Linked DNA regions of Homo sapiens: regions 1 and 2 are each linked to region 3. Evidence: read pairs that join two places in POLR2A ChIA-PET (ENCODE). Cell type or tissue: HepG2. All regions are shown on one strand. Each heading gives the region's core, and the rest is flanking DNA. Links, peaks and the distances in the headings are about the cores only.

Region 1 (6,052 bases), core at 1-5,000, 130 kb before region 3:
ACAAAAAAAAATTCTGAAGGACAAAAAAGGTGACTGCTGAACTGTGTGTGGTTTATTGTTGTACATTCACAATCTTGCAGGAGCCAAGAAGTTCGCAGTTGTGAACAGACCCTGTTCACTGGAGAGGCCTGTGCAGTAGAGTGTAGACCCTTTCATGTACTGTACTGTACACCTGATACTGTAAACATACTGTAATAATAATGTCTCACATGGAAACAGAAAACGCTGGGTCAGCAGCAAGCTGTAGTTTTTAAAAATGTTTTTAGTTAAACGTTGAGGAGAAAAAAAAAAAAGGCTTTTCCCCCAAAGTATCATGTGTGAACCTACAACACCCTGACCTCTTTCTCTCCTCCTTGATTGTATGAATAACCCTGAGATCACCTCTTAGAACTGGTTTTAACCTTTAGCTGCAGCGGCTACGCTGCCACGTGTGTATATATATGACGTTGTACATTGCACATACCCTTGGATCCCCACAGTTTGGTCCTCCTCCCAGCTACCCCTTTATAGTATGACGAGTTAACAAGTTGGTGACCTGCACAAAGCGAGACACAGCTATTTAATCTCTTGCCAGATATCGCCCCTCTTGGTGCGATGCTGTACAGGTCTCTGTAAAAAGTCCTTGCTGTCTCAGCAGCCAATCAACTTATAGTTTATTTTTTTCTGGGTTTTTGTTTTGTTTTGTTTTCTTTCTAATCGAGGTGTGAAAAAGTTCTAGGTTCAGTTGAAGTTCTGATGAAGAAACACAATTGAGATTTTTTCAGTGATAAAATCTGCATATTTGTATTTCAACAATGTAGCTAAAACTTGATGTAAATTCCTCCTTTTTTTCCTTTTTTGGCTTAATGAATATCATTTATTCAGTATGAAATCTTTATACTATATGTTCCACGTGTTAAGAATAAATGTACATTAAATCTTGGTAAGACTTTTGTGAAGCTTTTTATTGTTTTCAAACTAAAACTTGACCTTTTGTCGGGGGGCAGGGGGATAGTCCTGTTTTTGCAAACCTCCCTTAGTGTGAGATCTCCCCTAAATAGTGGCATTCCTGGACCCTGTCATTTATTTACTATATTCCAAAATAAGACAACCATTTATCTGGAGGCAATCTCCAACTTAATCACTTATAATATCTCTGGACTGGCTCTTTTCCCTGACTCCAGACTAGAGCATTCAGCCACCTTTCTTGTCATCCCTGCTTGGAAGTTTACTTTGAACATGCCAAAGCTAAAATGTCCTGTCTTCCCCCACTAGAAACCTGCTTCTCCCATAGTTTTGGTTTTTTTGTTTGTGTTTTCCTTTTAGTAAATGGCAACTCCATTCTATCACTTGGCTAAAAAAATCCTTGACTTCTTTCACTTCCACATCCAATCTGTTAGCACTCTTCATAAAATAATCCTCAATCCCACACTACTGTAGTTCAAGATACTGTCATATCTTGGATTCTTGAAATACCTCCAAATTGGCCTCCCTGCTTCTGCTTTGCCTGGTTGAACCTATTCTCAACAGAGCAACCAAAAGGACCCCTATAAAAGGTAAGTCAGATCAAACGCCTTCAGTGCTTCTGACTCAGTAAGTAAAAATCCAGACTCTTAAAAAGTGGCCTACAAGGCCCTGAGTTATCTAGCTTACCTCTACCTTTCCTGCACCATCTGTCTTGCCCGTTGCTCACCCCACTGTATAGAGATGTTTCCACCTTGGAGTCTTTGTACTTTATACTCTCTCACCAAATAACTGCATGGCTCAAGTCCTCGACTGCTTCAAGTCTTTGTCCAAATATATAAGTAAGGCTTTTCATGGTCACCTTACTTAGAATAGCAATCTCTGCCCCCCACTATGTTTCCCTTGTCTGCCTTATTTTTCCTGTGGCACTTGTTACTGTCTGGCCTGTTGTGTGTTGTACTTACCTGTCACCTTCCACTGAAATGTAAACTGAGGGTGGTGGGAGGGGTGTTTTGTTCACTGCTGCATCCTGGTGCTAACACATAGACTGGCACATAGCATCTACTTAAGTAGTAGTTGAATGATACTGTCGATGTTGGCTAGATGCAGTTGCTTTTATGAGGCTAATGTCACAATATATAGTTTCTCTGTTCACCCCCTTCCTTAGGGAAACAATAGAGAAGCCTCAAGTTCCTCAGGAGAAATCAGAAGCAGAAAGAGAAAAAATGCTATCATTGTGGACACTTAGAAGTGAAATTTGAAACAAGAAACAACAGTTTTCTATTGTGTACCTACTTATATTCTGGACATAGCACATCACAATCCTACAACAATCCTGTGCCTGTGAAGTCAGTATGTGGCTCCCATTTTACAGTTGAAGAAAGAGGCTAAGAAAAGTGAAAGGCTTTTTAAGTTCATACACCAAGCAAGTTCCACCTGACTCCAAGGATCATGCTTTTCTTAATATACCACACTACCTCCTTTCTGGATGAGAACCCAACCCAGGAGTAAGGGATCTAGCTGTGGAGCTCAGCAAGCAAGATTTGTTTTTATTGTCTTTAGCACGAGGTAAAATTGTCCTCAGAATTTCAATCAAGTGTTCATCAGACTAAGTGTGGCTGTTAATATTTGGGTCAGGAACAGGATTTGAATAATTAGTATTTCTCAATTGAGAGAGGAAAACCTTTGTCAACCAAGATGCGTTCCTAGGATTCTTCTAGAAAAAGGTAAATGGGAAGCTTTTCATATCTACAATTTTGGTAAGCAATATTGCTAATGGCTATTTTTGTTCTAGGCCTCGAGCTCCGTTTGCTAGTCTAGAAATTGCATATCTGGGCTGTGTGTGGAGCATTACCTAGGAGTTCGGTTTCCTGGGTTCCTTTCATCTGCTCTCCTGCAATGCAGGGAGAGCCTAGCCTGGTCTCCAGTTTCTGACTGGAGTTACCATGGCCAAGAGAACTGCTGGCCAGTGAGCTGTGAGTAATTTGCTTTTGAGAAGTAAATAGAACCTAGCCAGCAGAGAACCCAGGGGTGTGGCCAGTAGTTCTTTTCCCAGGCTCCTCCCTCCCCACCCCCCAAATGACCTTAACCTTCTTTCATAGCTGGAGAGCAGCCAAGTCCAGCCTAAACAATACTCTCAACCTCATTGGCTCTTTTGCCTTGCAGCCACTGCCACCCCCAAGTGGCTAAGGCCTTCCCACTAGGCCTCTCAGTGGGGTCAAGGTTTTCTAACCACTGAAAGGCAAACACTGAAGGAATGGTGAAAAATACCTAGTGACCATGGGCTTTAAATGATGAGTGTTTGGGTACTGCAGTTGGAGGCAAGGCAGAGTCTTTGTCCTTGGGTGGATGGGCATCTTCAAGTGATCGGGCAGAGGCCAAAAAGGATGCTTTTGGTATATGAGACCTGACTGGTGTCACCCCAAGTGTCAGGATGGATGTAAATGTCACCCAGCATCTTGGAAACTGCCAATGAATGCCTTTTATCCCACAGCAAAAAGAAGTAGCATAAAGTTCTGGTAAAGTACAGCAGGCCAGTATGGTCACTTTCGCCCCACAATGGCATGACATCAGAGCCAGCATCCCAGATTAGGATCAGCTATTCCAATCCCATAGGACTGGGGCCATGGAAAGTTTAGCTTCTAGAAACTGAACTGCTGAGAGTAGTTGGGCTACTTACTGGGCTGGTCCTCTGCCCAGCCTGGGGCCAAGGCCACTTCCAGAAGTGGAGGCAGGAGCAAGGCAAGGCAGCTACAGAGAGAAATGTCAGTTGCTCCAGGGAAGTGAGTGTTCTGTGAGAACCACCTAACTTCCTTCTCTACACTTTCAGTGGGAAAATCACTTTTTTGTTCAGTGAGTTGTAATAGCCCATCTTTATTGAGCATTGTATGCCAAGCACTATAAATCCTATGAGGTAGATATCATCTCCACCAGGGCAAGGATTGTTTCTATCTTGCTCAGTGTTGCATCTTCATCCCATCACATAGTAGGCATTCCTGTACTGTTGAACAAATCAAACAGATAAGATAGGAATTTGATGGAGGAAAGAGTAGGTCAGAGCTGTTAAGACTTGGTGTGCCCATCTTAGCATAGCCCGTAAAGACTCTTACATATGGGAAAAATGGAAGAGAGGGAAAGAGGTAAATCTGTGAAAGATTAAAATAGTGTAGAGTGGGAGAACCAGCCTGGGAGGCTGGAGACCTGAATTCAAGTCCCATCGCTACCACTAGCTATGTGACTTCTTGCCAGTCACTTACCCTTTGTGATCCTTAGCTCCCTCATCCATAAAATATAGGTATAGGATTAAAGAAATTGATTTATTGACCAGATCTTTATTGAAGACACACAGTGTGCAAGGCACTGTTCTAACTGGAAATACATTGGTGAACAAAGCCCTTGCTCCTCCATTACACTCAGAAGCTTACATTCTAGAATAGGGAAACAGACATTGAAACAAGTAAAATTCATGGACAGGACAAGCAGATAGTGTTAAGTGCTATGAAGAAAACAGAGGCCGGGCGCAGTGGCTCACACCTGTAATCCCAGCATTTTGGGAGGCCAAGGTGGGTGGATCCTTTGAGCCTAGGAGTTCCAGACTAGCCTTGGCAATATAGTGAGACCTCATCTTTAAAAAAAAAAAAAAAAAAAAAAAAAAACAGAACAGACTGATGGGATAGTACAGGGAAAGCCTCTCTAAGGAGGTGACTTCTCTCCGGAGACCCAAACATAATGGGCTAGCCAAAGGGTGGTCTGGAAGTAGAGTGCTTCAAGCAGGGAAAATAGCAAGAGCAGAGCCAGGCAAGTTCAAAGAACAGAAATGATGTAACCCTCTTAAATCCTAAGCTTCTAGAATAGTAATGCATTGCTTGCATTGTTCTGGTTAGGGATTTGTATGTGATATTGTTTCTTGGTGATGTGGGATATGTGCTTCTTAATGGAAATGGCTGGGAAGTGTGGAGTCTTTCTGGAGCCTGGGATATGGCTCTTTCTCACTTGCTTTCCACAGTTCTGGTAGCTCAGCTGGCTCCCTGGGTAGATGCAGGCTCCATCTTAGCTGCAGACTCTACAAGAACACTGAGAGGCTGCCTCCGTCACTACTCAAAGCCTTGGAGTCCCAGAATCCCCTCCTATCCCACCTAGCCTTCTTCCAATCTGAAACCAGGGAGTCAGGGCTTTGAGAGCACAAGATTCAGCTTCCTTGTTTTCCTGTCAGAGCAGAAGTCAGAAAATGAAACAGGAAACAGAGCGGAAGAGGAGGGGGTTGGGTAGCAGAGAAGGAAAAGAGAAATTGCAGGAAAGTACAGCTGAAAATCTGGATAAAGTTCTACCTCTACAGGGTGACAGCTGAGCTTTTAAAAAACATTCTGACTTGTCTTGAGAGACCCCTGGCCTTTTTACAAATAGATTTTTGAGAGAATTTGATGTGGACAGAGGGAACCCTGAGAATGCATGTCTTTTTTCCCCTTGTGAATTTACAGAGCAAGGACAGTTCATTTCTCAGTTTTGTCTTTGCAGAGAGAGTGCTGCTTGGAGCCTCATGGTGGACTTCTAGAGATTCAAGTCACAGCCTTAGGCCCCAGTCACAAGTGTGTCCCCAGGCTTTGCCACGTTACTCACAGGCCTCTGGAGCTGAGAACAAGTGCGTGGCACTGAAAAACCTGGGGGAAGGGCCATGAAACTCCATTTTTTCCCCCTTCTCCAACACACAACGACTAAATATGATTTGCCTTTTCTCCACCTTGCACACAACAGATATCTGAAGGCAATTTAGGTCTCAGGGCCTGAAATGAGTTACAGAGTCAAGAGATACAGTCCCAGGCCCCCACAGACTGATGTGGGCTGGTCTTCGCCTGGAGAGGTAGCAACCATCTCTTTGTTCCCACCCACATGAGTAGCCGTTGCAGAAGATAAACCCCTCCCTGAGCCAGGCTGTGGCCAGAGGCTAACCCGGCCCCTGGCTTCGTTTGGAGGGCAGATAACTGAAACCACATAAGGCTTTGGAATCCTGAGAAACAAGAAATCCACCAACGGAGAAGGATTTATCATCTGTTTCCTTTAAGGAGGGTGCAAAGTTGTTCTAACAGTTTCCGTTACAAGGGTACAAACTGGC
Region 2 (6,052 bases), core at 1-5,000, 84 kb after region 3:
GACCTCCGGTGATCTGTCCGCTTCGGCCTCCCAAAGTGTTGGGATTACAGGTGTGAGCCACTGCACCTGGCTGATAATGTATTATTTTAACTCACACCTGGAAACAGGCACTGCTTTTGCTGATAGAGCCATGAGCTAATTTAAAGTCCTACTTTTGCAGGGTGGAGAGGGGATTTCTCAAGGTCACATGCCAGTGAGGGAAGAATCAAGGTCCCTGGCCTGTGTGTGCACCTCCCACAGTACCCTGGGCAGGGGCTAGGGAGAGTTGTCCTCTGGATCCTGTCTGCTCTGTGACTTAGAACAACTCTGCCCCCTCTCTGGGCCTCTTTCCTCAGTCCCTCCTTGAGTCAGGGCTTGGGAATGGGGTGAAGTGGGGAGGATGCTTCCTTCCACAGGAATCTGGGAGGGTCAGGTGCACTGCTCTGATAGGCTGAGGCTTGGGGCCCTTATGGGATCCTCCCTCATCAGCCCTTCTCCCTGGATACCAAACTTTTTGGCTGGTTTCTCGGCTAACAGCAAGGCTTTCCTGAACCCTTTCTTAGCTGGGGAAGGGAGGTTCAGGAGGGAGTCTCAGAGCCTCTGACAAAGTTAGGGAACCCCAGGGAAGTAATGAAGGGGGCAATGCCATCCTCTGGTCTTTCCAAACAGGGAACACCTTCCAAAGCCACTTGGGTCATTTGGGGTCTAGAGGCTTAGAGAGGACAGGACATCTTGGAAAGAGCTGAGCTCAGGCCTTGGTGCTGGGCTGCAGCCAGGACCATTTGTTTTCTGGGTTGCATGGGAGGGGGCACTTGGTCCGGAGAAGCTTTTAGCTAATGGTGTAAAGTGCTCGGTGCCATCACAGTTTTGGCTTTCTCCAGGATTTATTTGTAATCAGCTTGTCCCGATTTGGGGGTGGGGTGGGTGAGTAGAGAATTAGAGACGACACTGGCTAGTGTGTGTGTGTGTGTGAAGTAGAGGGTAGTAAATGGAGATTGGTCCTGGTGTCACAGGCAGCTCTGCCCCCTCCCTCCACTTCCAGATGTCCCACTGCTCCTCATCAAGCTTCCTGGCCAGGGCACACACATGTAGACTTGAACCCCAGCTCCTAGTTAGTGCTATGTCCATTACCACATAGCCAACTAACAAAAGGCACCTCCCACACCTGCCTGACCCTCCAGGGCCCCCTCTAGAAGCTCACCCGTCTGGCTTTATTCAGGCTGGGTGCGGTGGCTCATGCCTGTAATCCCAGCACTTTGGGAGGCCCACGAGGGCCAATCACTTGATGTCAGGAGTTCAAGACCAGGCTGGCCAACATAGTGAAACCCCTTCTCTACTAAAAATAACAAAAATTAGCTGGGCGTGGTGGCAGGTGCCTGTAATCCCAGCTACTCGGGAGGCTGAGAAAGAATTGCTTGAACTCGGGAGGTGGAGGTTGCACCGCACTCCAGCCTGGGCAACAGAGCAAGACTGTGTCTCAAGAAAAAAAAAAAAAAAAAAAAAAGCTCACCCGTCTGCCTCCATTTTCTTCTTAATTAGCAAATATTGATAGGGGCTCAGAAAGCAGAGCCAAATCAGAGGAGGGTCTCTACTTTTAAGGGCTTATGTCTCCTGGCTCTTTTCCAGGCAGGCTTTTCTGGCTGTCACCATCCCAGGGGATCCCTTGGGGGCTGAGCAGTTTGTTGGAGGCCAGCTCTAGCCTCGGACAGAAGGCTGACCCACCCCTTTTCCCCACATGACTTTCAGAACACTTTCTTGGTGGCCCCCAGCTCTGGGGACAGGACTGAGTACAGGGATCTTGGGGGACCTGTGCATTGAGGACACTGACGGCCACCAATGAATTTATATCTCAGCAAAGGGAAATGAGGGGGGAACAGGAGCCTTTCTTCAGGCTGGTGCTTGGGGCTGGGAGACCAGTTCAAGGTTCTAATCTGGGACCTGCCCCTCAACTGGATAACCATGTGAGCGTTGCCACCAGAGGGCAGTGTGGGGCTGCTTTCTCGAGACGAAGGGGTGTGGCCTGGAGGAGGTTCAGTCCTTTATTGTTCCTGCCCCCAATCATCCCTTTGCCCGGTAGTCCCCGGGGCTTCCTAGACCTTGAGCTGCAGGGGCCTGGGAGAACGAGCAGGGTAGTCGCGGTCAGCGCAGCCCTAGAGTGGGAGTGTAGTTCTGGGGATAGCTTCCTGGGTGGAGTGGGACTAGAGGCCAGAGCTGTGCCCATCACCGGCTCCCTAGGGGCGGGAACCCTCTTTGAAAGGGGAGCAAGGCCGGGTGCGGTGGCTCACACCTGTACTCCCAACACTTTGGGAGTTTGAGGCGGGCGGATCACGAGGTCAGGAGATCGAGACCATCGTGACTAACATGGTGAAACCCCGCCTCTACTGAAAAAAAAAGGGGGGAGCAAAGGAAGCTCCTTTGGTTGGGCTGAGCCTGGAACCCCAGGGAGAAGACCCATTAGGAAAGACTTCCAGAAAAGACAGGTAGCCCTTGTTGGGGTCACTATCAGGATAAAAGACCAGAGTTATTTTGTATTCACAGATTTGTTACACTAATTGATCAGAACCCAGGGTCCCACTGCCAGTGGTGGCCAGTGTTGCCTCTTAGAGATTAGGCTGGAGCCACAGAACCTGGCCAAGGTGGTCCAAGCCTGCAGCCGCTCCCCTGTTGGTGGGTTCTTCAAGAACAACTCGGGTGCTTAGGCTTCTCAGAGCTGAAGGAGAGGCCTGCTGTCATGAGAGCGGTGCAGGAGGAGGTATTTGGGAAAGCCTGGAGATCCCCAACCTACTTCTTCCCCCATTGGTCCTTGACTGCACCCTGGCCAGGGGCGATGGGGGAAGGGAACTCTTGGTTCTGGAATAATATCTTAACCACCTCCTCTATGCCAGGCCCCTGAGCACTTTACACCCATTAATCTGTTCCGGTTCTCCCAACCACTCTGCAAAGTAAGGGTTATTATTCCCATTTCCACAGGTGAAGAAACAGAGAGGGAGGGCGGGTGACTTGCCCAAAGACATAGGAGCTATAAGTGAGGGATCTCTTAAACATTAGGATATATGGTGATTCATTTATCAGGCTAAAGAGAGGTCCGTTTAGGGGGATATCTGGGCTCCCACATTCAAGGCTGTGTATAGTGACCCTTGGTCCTTGGGTATTGGAAGGGACATGAGATGCTGGAGGGGTGGCAGAAGGTGCCCCTCCCAGAGTTTGGGCACACCCCAACCTGGCTGGGCCCTGGGGGTGAGTCAGGCTGAGTCAGCAACCTGGCTTCTGAGGAGGGTGGGCCAAGGATGCTCAGGGCTCAAGCCTCCCAAGGGCTTGCCTTGGAGGGCTGCCTCCTCTCCCTGTAGATCTGGGCTGGCTAACAGGGTGAAATCCCATCTCTACTAAACATACAAAAATTAGCCGGGCGTGGTGGCATACCCCTGTAATCCCAGCTACTCCGAAGGCTGAGACAGGAGAATCGCTTGAACCTGGGAGGCGGAGGTTGCGGTGAGCCGAAATCGCGCCAGTGTACTCCAGCCTGGGCAACAAGAGCAAAACTTCGTCTCAAAAAGAAAAAGAAAACTTGAGTATTAAATGAAAAGTCATACTAAGTACTTGGCACATAGTAGAGATCCGTAAATGATGGAACCAATTTGCCCAGCCCTGGAGAGGCCGCCAGGACAGAACCCCCAGGCAGCGTGGGCCTCTGCTTCTCTAGAGCATCACCATATCAGGAATCCCTGGAATGGGCCCTGGGGAACTCCATAAGGGGAGAAGTGGAGGAGGGGCAGGCTTTTCATCCCAGGAACATTCCATTCTAACTGCTCAGGCTAGGGGATCCCAGCCAAGGACAAAGGCCCAAGGGAACCTCTGCTTCCCCAGGAGTCCCATTCCATACTATTGCCTCCTGCATCTTCTCTCCACAATGCCCCCGCCCCCTTCAGGCAGATTTCAAGTTGAAGGGCTTGGGTGGGGCTGGGTGGCTGTGGGAAAGAGGCCATTAAAGCTCTTGGAATTATTCTTTCCAGCTCCTTCCAACTCCTCAGAACCTCCACTCTATGGATCTGGACCTCTGGATTCGGCTTTCTCCCTGGGCACTGCCTTCAGGAAGACGTTGAGAATTGACCTTACACAATCCCAGCGCCCTCCTCACAGGAGCCTTTCACTTTACAGTGGCAAGGGGCTGGTTCTGGAGAACTGGCTGATGCTCTGAATTTCTTCATATACCCCACATTTGACTTTGGCTTACACTGTACAATTGGAGATGTTGCTACAGGTCCCTGAGATGCAATCAGATTAAGCGTAGCAAGCATTGCCAATGGGAAAGTCAAAATAATTTATTTTTTTTCCCTTTCCCCCTACCCCATCCCCAGCCAAGAATTTCTTTTCAAGATATCGTCATCATTCTTAAACAACATTCTTAACCCCCAGCTGGGGTCCCCATTTTAATAGATGTCATTGCTTCAAGTCTAACGGCGCCGGGAGGCCTGTTTGAGGGAAAACATTAGTTTGAAAAATCCCCGTTCCCTTCATCCACTGCCCTTGTTCTCCACGTGGGAGTGTGCTTGTGGCCCCTCAGAAAGATAGTCTGCTGGCTCCTAGGGGTTGGGGTGGGGGACACACCTTTTTCTCAGGAAGAGGTGATGGCAATGTAAAACATCTAAGCAAAGTTTTAAATGAAAAAAAGGAAACACATTTAAACATCCTGATAATGGAGGGAAGGGGGGCACATTTACACATAGCCCAGAACTTGTAGAATTCTGCATAGTGAATGTATATTGAATTAGTCTCCTGCCTTATACATTCAGGAGGAATAAATTTCCATAATGTAAGGCAAATGCATGGGGTTCTGAGGTTCACTTTGCAAGTGCCCTTGCTGCCTTTCCTCTGTGTCTATTATGGCTCTTTAAGTTGACGGTTCCTGGAGCAGCTTGTATTTAGTTTCGTTTGGCAGTCTGGCCCTGTTGACTTTGATTTGCAGACCAATTCTCCCTTGACCTGACTCACAGCCGCCTGCTCTTACCCCCCTCCTCAGGAAGTCTTCCTCATTAAAGGATGTGATGACGGAGCTCAGGGATGAGAATGCACATGTGAGACTGTGTGACACCAAGGAGGGTTGTGCGAACTGGTGACAACATGGCAGCACCATGGCCTGTGGGGGTTGTGTGACTAGTGTGACTGTGCTGGCGACCATATGGACCTGTTTTGTCAGTCGGTGTCTAAGCAGGAGATGGCACACTCAAACTGGGAAGTGTTTTAAACATAGGCTATTCTGGCCTGGCATGGTGGATCACACCTGTAATCCCAGCACTTTGGGAGGCTGAGGCAGGAGGGTTGCTTGAGCTCAGGAGTTCGAGACCAGCCTGGGAGATCCCTGCTCTATAAAAATGAAAAAATTAGCCAGGTGGGGTGGCACATGCCTGTGGTACCAGCTACTTAGGAGGCTGAGGTGGGAGGATTGCTTGAGCCCAGGAGGTCAAGGCTGCACTGAGCTGTGATCCTACCACTGTGCGCTCCAGCCTGGGCAACAGAACAAGACCCTATCTCAAGAAATAAAACAGACTATTTCCAAAGGCGTGGGCTGGGCTTAAGAAACTAACAAGGGGCTGGGTTTGGTGGCTCACATTTGTAATCCCAGTACTTTGGGAGGCCGAGGCAGGCAGATCACCTGAGGTCAGGAGTTTGAGACCAGTGTGGCCAACATGGCGAAACCCCATCCTATTAAAAATACAAAAATTAGCCAGGCGTTGTTGTGTGCACCTGTAGTCCAAGCTCCTTGGGAGGCTGAGGCATGAGAGTGGCTTGAACCTGGGAGGCGGAGGTTGCAGTGAGCTGAGATCGCGTCACTGCATGCCAGCCTGGGTGAGTGCTCTCCCCCCTCCACCCAAAAAAAAAAATGTAATGGGATGGTTCAGCAATCTGGGGCCAGCAACAGTGAGAAGCCTTTGCAACTCCTGAGTCTGAGGGTGAGGAGAGGTCACTGTGTGGAGTGGGGCCCCTGACAAGAACCGTGACCTTTGGTTGAGAGATGTGGCCAACCATGGCAACCTGGTAGAGAGGGAACAAAGAGAATAAATATCTACTCCTCCCT
Region 3 (7,597 bases), core at 1,072-6,071:
TGATGTAGTCAAATCCTGGTGGTCCAGCTAAACCTTGGTCTGCCTTGGCCTTCAAGCAGTTGCCAGGCCAGCCCTGGGTACCCTTGTCCCTTCCCTTTGGGAAAATAATGGACCACTCTCTTTTGTCATCTGCAGGAATGGGGGAAGTGAATGATCTCAAACTACAGAAATGGCAGTGAACTTGTCTGTTTCAATTCGGGAGTGGGCTGCTTCCTGATTGGCTGTGATTGGGCTTTCACTGTGGTAAGAGGGCGCCTGAAGTGGGTAGGAGCCAGGGGAGCGGTTAGTGAAGGGTTTGGGAATGGGAGAGCAACCTCCTTCCCCTGAGGATAAAGACAATGAGGTGATGGGATTGTGAACTGATACTGTTCCCTGGAAAATTAGCTCCAGCAACCCTGTGGATTTTTTCCCTTGGGCTACCTCTGATAGCAGCAGGGTGGGCCCTGGAGGTGAGACAGTCCCTTCCATATGCACAAATGACAGTATCAGGCTCCAAGTGTTTCATACCTTTTATTACAAAAATCAATAACTTAATTCAGTTCTGTATAAAGTCGATAGGACTTCTGGTCCAATAAGCAGCCTAAGCTTTCATTCTCATCCCAAGAAGGGACAGGAGTCTTGGCCCAGAGGCTGTGGGGACCACCAAAAGCCTCCCAGGCAGCTGGAACACTGTGTCCAAACCAAGGAAGTCCAATGTGGGGTGTGGCTGAGTGAAGAGCTGTTCCTAAGGAGCCAAGTGCTGTCTATACAGGCTTGCCCCCTCCAGGAGCATTGGGTCACCTCTGGGGATGGCCAGGCTGAATCAGCACTGCCAGCCTCTGCCCACCTGATCTCTGCCTGGGCTGGAACAGGTCACCTGAGCAAAAGCATGTCCCCAAGAAGGCCAGCGATGTCAACATCTCCAATGATAGGGCGAAAGAAGAGGTCCCCAAGCAGGCTGGTCGGAATGGACTTGAGGGTGGAGGCCGTGAGGAGGACACGGGTCAGGCGGCCTTGGGCTGCTGGGCACCAGGGTTCCAGGACTTCACACAGCACCCAGTGAGCCTCCTGCTGCAGGTGCCCAATGTGGGAGGCGGCTTGGAGGCCTGGCACATCTGTGGGCAGAGAGGGAGAAGAGGGCTGGTGAGCACCCTACTCCCAGCCACCAAAGGACAAGACTGGCCCAAGATCTGGGCCATCAGAGACACCCCTCTGCCTCCTTTGCTCGGCCTTTGAGGTCCCACTACTACCTCCTCCTTTAGAGGAGGTAATTTATTTATCAATTTTCAATGTATTCATCCATCCATTTATGAAGAGGCAGTGTGGAGTAATGGTTAAGAATTAGGCTTCCTGGGTATGAATCCCAGCACTGTCACTTATTAGCTGGGTGACCTTGGGCAAGTCACTTAATCTCTGGGCTTCAGTTTCTTTATCTGTAAAACGGGAATAATAATATTAATAGGACCTGTCTCCTAGGCTTTTATGAGATTTAAATGAACTAGTATATGTAAAACCCTTAGAATAGGGCCTAACATATGGTAAGTGTGATATGAGTATTTGCTACTATTATTACAATTAATTACTACGATTTATGCGTGCCACAAGGGACTCCTGGGGAACTCTCATCTCAGATGCTCTCCAGATTACAAACAGCACTGTCTCCATCTGCCGCTCTCCTGGCCGAATTCCATAAAGACTCCTTTCCTGTCCTCCCTACGCCCCTTTCAGTCATCTCTTCTATGTGATCTTTCTGAACCCACAGAGGAGTTTTAGCTCTAGAGCTTCACCATGCAGCCTTCCTTTGAGGATGTGACTGAGACACAGCTGTGTCTGCCCACCCCACCTCCCCACAGCCTTCTGTAAAGGTCAGAGCAAATTTCTCAGGCAGAGTGGCAAGGGCCAGTCTCTGGAGTGAATAGACCTGAGTTGCCATCCTGGTCTGTCCCTACCTGGCTGTGTTACCTTTAGCTAGTCACTTAGCTTCTCTGTGCCTCTTCTGTGAGATGGCTATTTGATGAAAATGAGGACTGGCCAAGCACGGTGGCTCACGCCTGTAATCCCAGCACTTTGGGAGGCCAAGGTGGGTGGATCACCTGAGGGGTTAGGAGTTCAAGACCAGCTTGATCAACATGGTGAAAGCCCATCTCTACTAAAAAGTACAAAAATTAGCCGGGAGTGGTGGCGGCCATCTGTAATCCCAGCTACTCGGGAGGCTGAGGCAGAGAAAATTGCTTGAACCCAGGAGGCAGAGGTTGCAGTGAGCCAAGATCGCACCACTGCACTCCAGACTGGGTGACAGAGTGAGACTCTGTCTCAGAAAAATAAAAAGAAAATGAGGACCCAATGAGATAACAGATATCAAACCCTTAGAAGCTACCTTCCCTGGCTGGCCCCTGCTTCAGCCTTGCCCCCCACCCAGGAGTGTCTGGGAGCTCACCGGGGTTGAAGAGGATGGTCCCTTTCAGGCAGGCATATTCCTTGGGGCTAAGCTCCAGGCTCCAGAAGGACTCCAGACAGCATTGAAGCCACTGCACCGCAGCCAGGGAGGGCTGGGGTCTGTCTGGCAGTTGGCCACTGCCTCCACTGCTGCTGGGCTCCTCCAGCAGAATCTTCTTGAGTATGCTGGGCACCGGGGCCTCAGCCACCTCAAAGGTCACAGCATCTTGGGCCAACCCAAGCAGGAAGAGGGGGCCCCAGCAACCCTGCAGCAGCCGCCGCTGGTCCTGGGGAGGCAGCTGCCAGAAGGATGGCAGGTTCCTGAGGAAGGCCACTGTCTTGGCCAGAACATCCAAGGCCTCCCGGCAGGTGCGATGAGGTGCACATAGCTGGACGGGCCGGTGCTGCCTACATAGGCAGCGGCTACGGGGTCGGGGGACAGCCTTGAGGCTGGAGCTCAGAAGTGCGTAGAGAATGGCGGGGCGGCTTGCAGCTCCCTGGCATGGGCAGGCCCCTGGTTGGCTGGTGCTCATGGTTAGGGATCTGCTCTCACTTCCAGCTCTCTGGCTCTGTGTTCTGCGCTGTGGGTGCTATTTATATTCCCAGTGAGTGGAACGGGGGGAATGGCCCAACAACCTTGACTCCAGAAGTCATGTTCATTGAAAAAAACACACAGACATTGCCCCTGGCAGGAATGGTGGGGAAGTGGTGGGGGAGGGGGCATTGGGAACCCCACGTGGCACTGATATCACCTCAGTCAATGAAGTGGCCGGTGCAGGGCACAGGGCCACCTGCCGCTCACTCAGCTGCCCCTTATCAGATGACTCAAGTGGATAAACAAGGTCATTAACTCAGGCTGTACCAGGGCACCAAGGCCCCAGGTGCACAATCAGCAGGTGTCCCCATTGGTGCCCGCTCTTGTGTGCACAAAAGACTAGGGCTTTTGCTAAGCCAGGAAGCCAGCCCCAGAGCTGGGTGGGCCTTGAATGCAAGGCCCAACCTGGAAGTGCCTTATCACTAGCTTGTTTGCCTAACCTTGGGGCCCTGCTTCTGTTGTCAGCCAGAAGCAGGCTACAGGGAAGGGAGCCAGGACCCTGGGGGCTGGGAGGACTTTGCCCACTGTCCAATCTAGGAGGCCTCCTCCTCTGATTCCAGTTCTGGGCCCCCTGCAGGAATAAGGTCCTTCAGAATCCTTATCCCCAGCCTGATTCCTACCACTCCTGAAAGGCCAGGTCTGCTGAGAAGAACTCACAGAATTATAATAAAAGATAGTTGCCAGCCGGGCACGGTGGCTCATGCCTGTAATCCCAGCACTTTGGGAGGCTGAGGAAGGGGGATCATTTGAGGTCAGGAGTTCAAGACCAGCCTGGCCAACATGGCAAAATCCCGTCTCTACTAAAAATACAAAAATTAGCCGGGCATGGTGGCATGTGCCTGTAGTCCCAGCTACTCTAGAGGCTAAGGCAAAAGAATCACTCGAAACTGGGAGGCAGAGGTTACAGTGAGCTGAGATCATGCCACTGCTCTCCAGCCTGGGCAACAGAGCAAGATCCTGTCTCAAAAAAATATATATGTATATGTATATGTATATGTATATGTATATGTATATTTATATGTATATGTGTATATATATATACACATACATACATACATATATATATATATATATGTATATATATGGTTGCCATTCTCTAAGCACTTATTATGTGTCAGGCACTTCCCACTCTAATATTGGCAGCCTCTTCCTAAGGCTAGATTCTTACTTTATGAGACTAAAAAAGCTAAAGTGACTTGCCCAAGGTCATCCCACCAGGAAGACAAAGCCCAGATCTTGCCTGACTCCAAAGTCCTTGTTTGTTTCCCTGGACCCACTGGCCCAATTGCACAGCCAGAGCCTGAGATTCTCAGAGCTTGTGGCTAGCTGCCCCCACCTTGCTGCTGCCTGCTTTGCAGACGTTGCCCACTTGTGATCTGGGCAGAAGTGTTGCTCTGCTGCCACGTGGCTCCTCTGTCCCGGGCATCTTTCTCAGATGGTGGAGCACAGGGGATGAGAGAAGGTGGAGAGGCCCTTGGTTGTGTCATGTTCCTGGACCTTGGCCAGTCCAGTGTGGCAAGCCTTCTGCTGCATGCTGTTGGGCAGCCTGGTGCCCTGGATGGGGAGAGAGAGGCTCTGGCATCACTAGCCCTGGCATCTGCTCCAGAATCCATCACTTTTTGGTTATGTGACTTGGGTTGATCCTTGAACCTCGATAAGCCTCCCTGGGACAATAATGCCTGGCTGTAGGGCTGCCATGGGGACAAAATGAGGTCCTGGTTGTTAAATTCCAAGTGGTTTCTGGCATACGGTAGGAGGATTTTTCTGCCCCTTTCCTCTGTGGAGCTGAGCACCAGTGGACAAACAGGCACACCTCTTTCATTTGATTATTAGTCTTAATCCTTAAATTTATAAAGTTCCTTTCATGTTTTTAAATCTCACTGAATTCTCACAGTGTCCCCTTGAAGCAGACTCTGGAGTCAGACTGGCTGGGTTCAAATCCTGCTTCACTTAGCTGAGTGACCTTGGGCAAATCACTTTCTCTTTCTGTGCCTCAGTTTCCTCATTTTTAAAACAGTGACAAGAATTTCTGGAGGTGGATATTGGTTTTATGGGGCCTGAAGGTTACGATTTGGAGGACCCTCTTTAAGAATAGAATACACACTCGGTTACGGTGGCTCACGCCTGTAATCACAGCACTTTGGGAAGTTGAGGTGGGAGGATCACTTGAGGCTTCAGGAGTTCAAGATCAGCCTGGTCAACACAGTGAGACCTCATCTCTACCAAAAAAAAAAAATTAGCCAGTGTGGTGGGGCATATCTGTAGTCCCAACTACTTGAGAGGCTGAGGCAAGAGGATGGTTTGAGCCCAGGACTTCAAGGCTACAGTGAGTTATGACTGTGTTACTGCCCTCCTGCCTTGCTCTAGACAGAGCAAGACTCTGTCTAAAAAAAAACGAAAAAACCCCACACACAAAACCTCCCCTTAGACCCTGAATATTTATATTTATTTGATCAATGTGGTCAATGGGAACCCTTTCAAGCTGGTGTCTGTGTCATTTTGGCCTGCTTCCATAATTCCTGGAACACTTGCTTTCTGGTATAGCAAGATATCAACTTTTCCAGCCCCTGGAATCAACCAATACTCCAAAGAGCTCTGATTTAATCTTTTAGTGGAAAATAATATTTAGAAAGCATGAAGTAGGCACTAGAATCATACTAAAAAACCAAGAACTGGCCGGGCACGGTGGCTCACACCTGTAATCTGGACTTTGGGGGCTGCAGTGGGTGAGCTGCTTGAGCCCAGGAGCTCAAGACCAGCTTGGAAACATGGTGAAACCCCATCTCTACAAAAAAATACAAAAATTAGCTAGGTAGGTAGTGCACACCTATAGTTCCAGCTACTCGAAAGACTAAGGTGGGAGGATTGCTTGAATCCAGGAGGGCAAGGCTGCAGTGAGCTGTGATCATGCCACTGCACTCTAGCCTGGGCAACAGAGTGAGACCCTGACTAAAAATAGATAAATAAATAAAAATCAGGCGTGGTGGCTCACGCCTGTAATCCCCAGCACTTTGGGAGACCAAGACAGGCAGATCACCTGAGGTCAGGAGTTCGAGACCAGCCTGGCCAACATGGTGAAATCTTGTTTCTTCTAAAAATACAAAAATGAGTCAGACATGGTGGCATGCCCCTGTAGTCCCAGCTACTAGAGAGGCTGAAGCGGGAGGATAGCTTGAACCTGGGAGGCAGAGGTTGCAGGGAGCCAAGATAGTGCCACTGCACTCCAGACTGGGCAACGGAGTGAGACCTTGTCTCAAAATAATAATAATAATAATAGGGCTGGATGTGGGGGTTCACACCTGTAATCCCAGCACTTTGGGAGGCCGAGGCGGATGGATCACCTGAGGTCAGGAGTTCGAGACCAGCCTGGCCAACATGGCAAAACTCCATCTCTACTAAACATACAAAAATCAGCTGGGTATGGTGGTGCACGCCTGTAGTCCCAGCTTTTCGGGAGGCTGAGGTAGGAGAATCGCTTGAACCCAGGAGGCAGAGGTTTCAGTGAGCTGAGATCATGCCACTGCAGCCTAGACTGGGTGAGACACAGTGAGACTCTTTCTAAAAATACTAATAATAAATAAAAATAAATAAATAAAAGAAACCACCTGGGCATGGTGGCTCACGCCTGTAATCTCAGCACTTTGGGAAGCTGAGGTGGCCGGATCACTTGAGGCCAGGAATTTGAGACCGGCCTGGCCAACATGGTAAAACTGTCTCTACTAAAAATACAAAAATTAGCCAGACATGGTGGTGCATACCTGTAATCCCAGCTACTTGGGAGGCTGAGGCAGGAGAATCGCTTGAACCTGGGAAGCGGAAGTTGCAGTGAGCCAAGATCCCACCACTGCACTCCAGCCTAGGCGACAAGAGTGAGACTGCGTCTCAAAAAAAAAAAAAAGAAGAAGAAACCAGAACTGTTCATTGTTATGAGGGTCACTACTCCCAGTCCTTCCTAGAGCTAATGAATGTGTACACACACACACACACACACACACACATTTACAATTATATTTATTTCTATAATTATACATACTAAACAACATGAATTCAGACTATCATCTCCAATTCCAAGCTCATATCATGGGGTTCATTCTAGTTTTTGCCCCTTGTGTATTTATACTTCCTGTCTTTCACACCGAGGAATCTGGTGTCCATTATTCTTGATTTATCTTTTTTTTTTTTTTTTGAGACAGGGTCATGCTGTATCCCCCAGCTGCTGGAGCGCAGTGGAGTGATCTTGACTCACTGCAACCTCTGCCTCAGGGTTCAAGTGATTCTTTTTTTTTTTTTTTTTTTTGAGACGGAGTCTCACTGTCACCCAGGCCCAGAGGCCCAATCTCGGCTCACTGCAACCTCCGCCTCCCAGGTTCAAACAATTCTCCTGCCTCAGCCTCCTGAGTAGCTGGGACTACAGGCGCCTGCCACCAAGCCCAGCTGATTTTTCGTATTTTTTAGTAGAGATGGGGTTTTACCATTTTGGCCAGGCTGGTCTCGAACTCCTGACCTCATGATCTGCCCGCCTTGGCCTCCCAAAGTGCTGAGATTACAGGCATGAGCCACCGCACCCAGCTTTTTTTTTTTTTTTTT

Evidence for each region. Peaks named below come from ENCODE experiments on the same cell type or tissue, not always from the same donor. Only the 100,000 strongest peaks of a DNase experiment are listed, where the experiment ranks them.
Region 1: POLR2A ChIA-PET joins it to region 3 with 10 read pairs; 9 of 35 experiments call an interaction of 5 or more read pairs at or near these places.
Region 2: POLR2A ChIA-PET joins it to region 3 with 35 read pairs; 12 of 35 experiments call an interaction of 5 or more read pairs at or near these places.

What each region holds. Positions count from the first base shown.
Region 1 is chr1:26,781,179-26,787,230 of GRCh38, forward strand. ARID1A (AT-rich interaction domain 1A) reads left to right here. Exons shown (of 20, transcript NM_006015.6): 20 at 1-926. It also overlaps a transcript of PIGV not described here. Among named protein-coding and RNA genes, the nearest start is that of PIGV, 3.7 kb to the right of the region's middle. RefSeq lists an enhancer at 5,542-5,691. In HepG2, for the core only: no CTCF peak of the experiment used is centred there; a DNase peak (open chromatin) is centred at 3,083; H3K4me3 peaks cover 40 bases.
Region 2 is chr1:26,995,858-27,001,909 of GRCh38, forward strand. It overlaps TRNP1 (TMF1 regulated nuclear protein 1), which reads left to right. Exons shown (of 2, transcript NM_001013642.3): 2 at 3,990-5,029. Among named protein-coding and RNA genes, the nearest start is that of TRNP1, 5.2 kb to the left of the region's middle. RefSeq lists enhancers at 1,705-2,310, 1,821-2,115, 2,068-2,127, 2,138-2,257, 3,039-4,238 and 1 more. In HepG2, for the core only: a CTCF peak has its summit at 1,952 (motif pointing right); DNase peaks (open chromatin) are centred at 1,974 and 3,704; H3K4me3 peaks cover 799 bases.
Region 3 is chr1:26,910,993-26,918,589 of GRCh38, forward strand. NR0B2 (nuclear receptor subfamily 0 group B member 2) reads right to left here and starts at 2,983. Exons shown (of 2, transcript NM_021969.3): 1 at 2,417-2,983; 2 at 497-1,094. The coding sequence starts at 2,948. The coding sequence ends at 853. It also overlaps a transcript of NUDC not described here. RefSeq lists an enhancer at 4,450-4,950. In HepG2, for the core only: no CTCF peak of the experiment used is centred there; DNase peaks (open chromatin) are centred at 3,269, 4,279 and 4,549; H3K4me3 peaks cover 2,041 bases.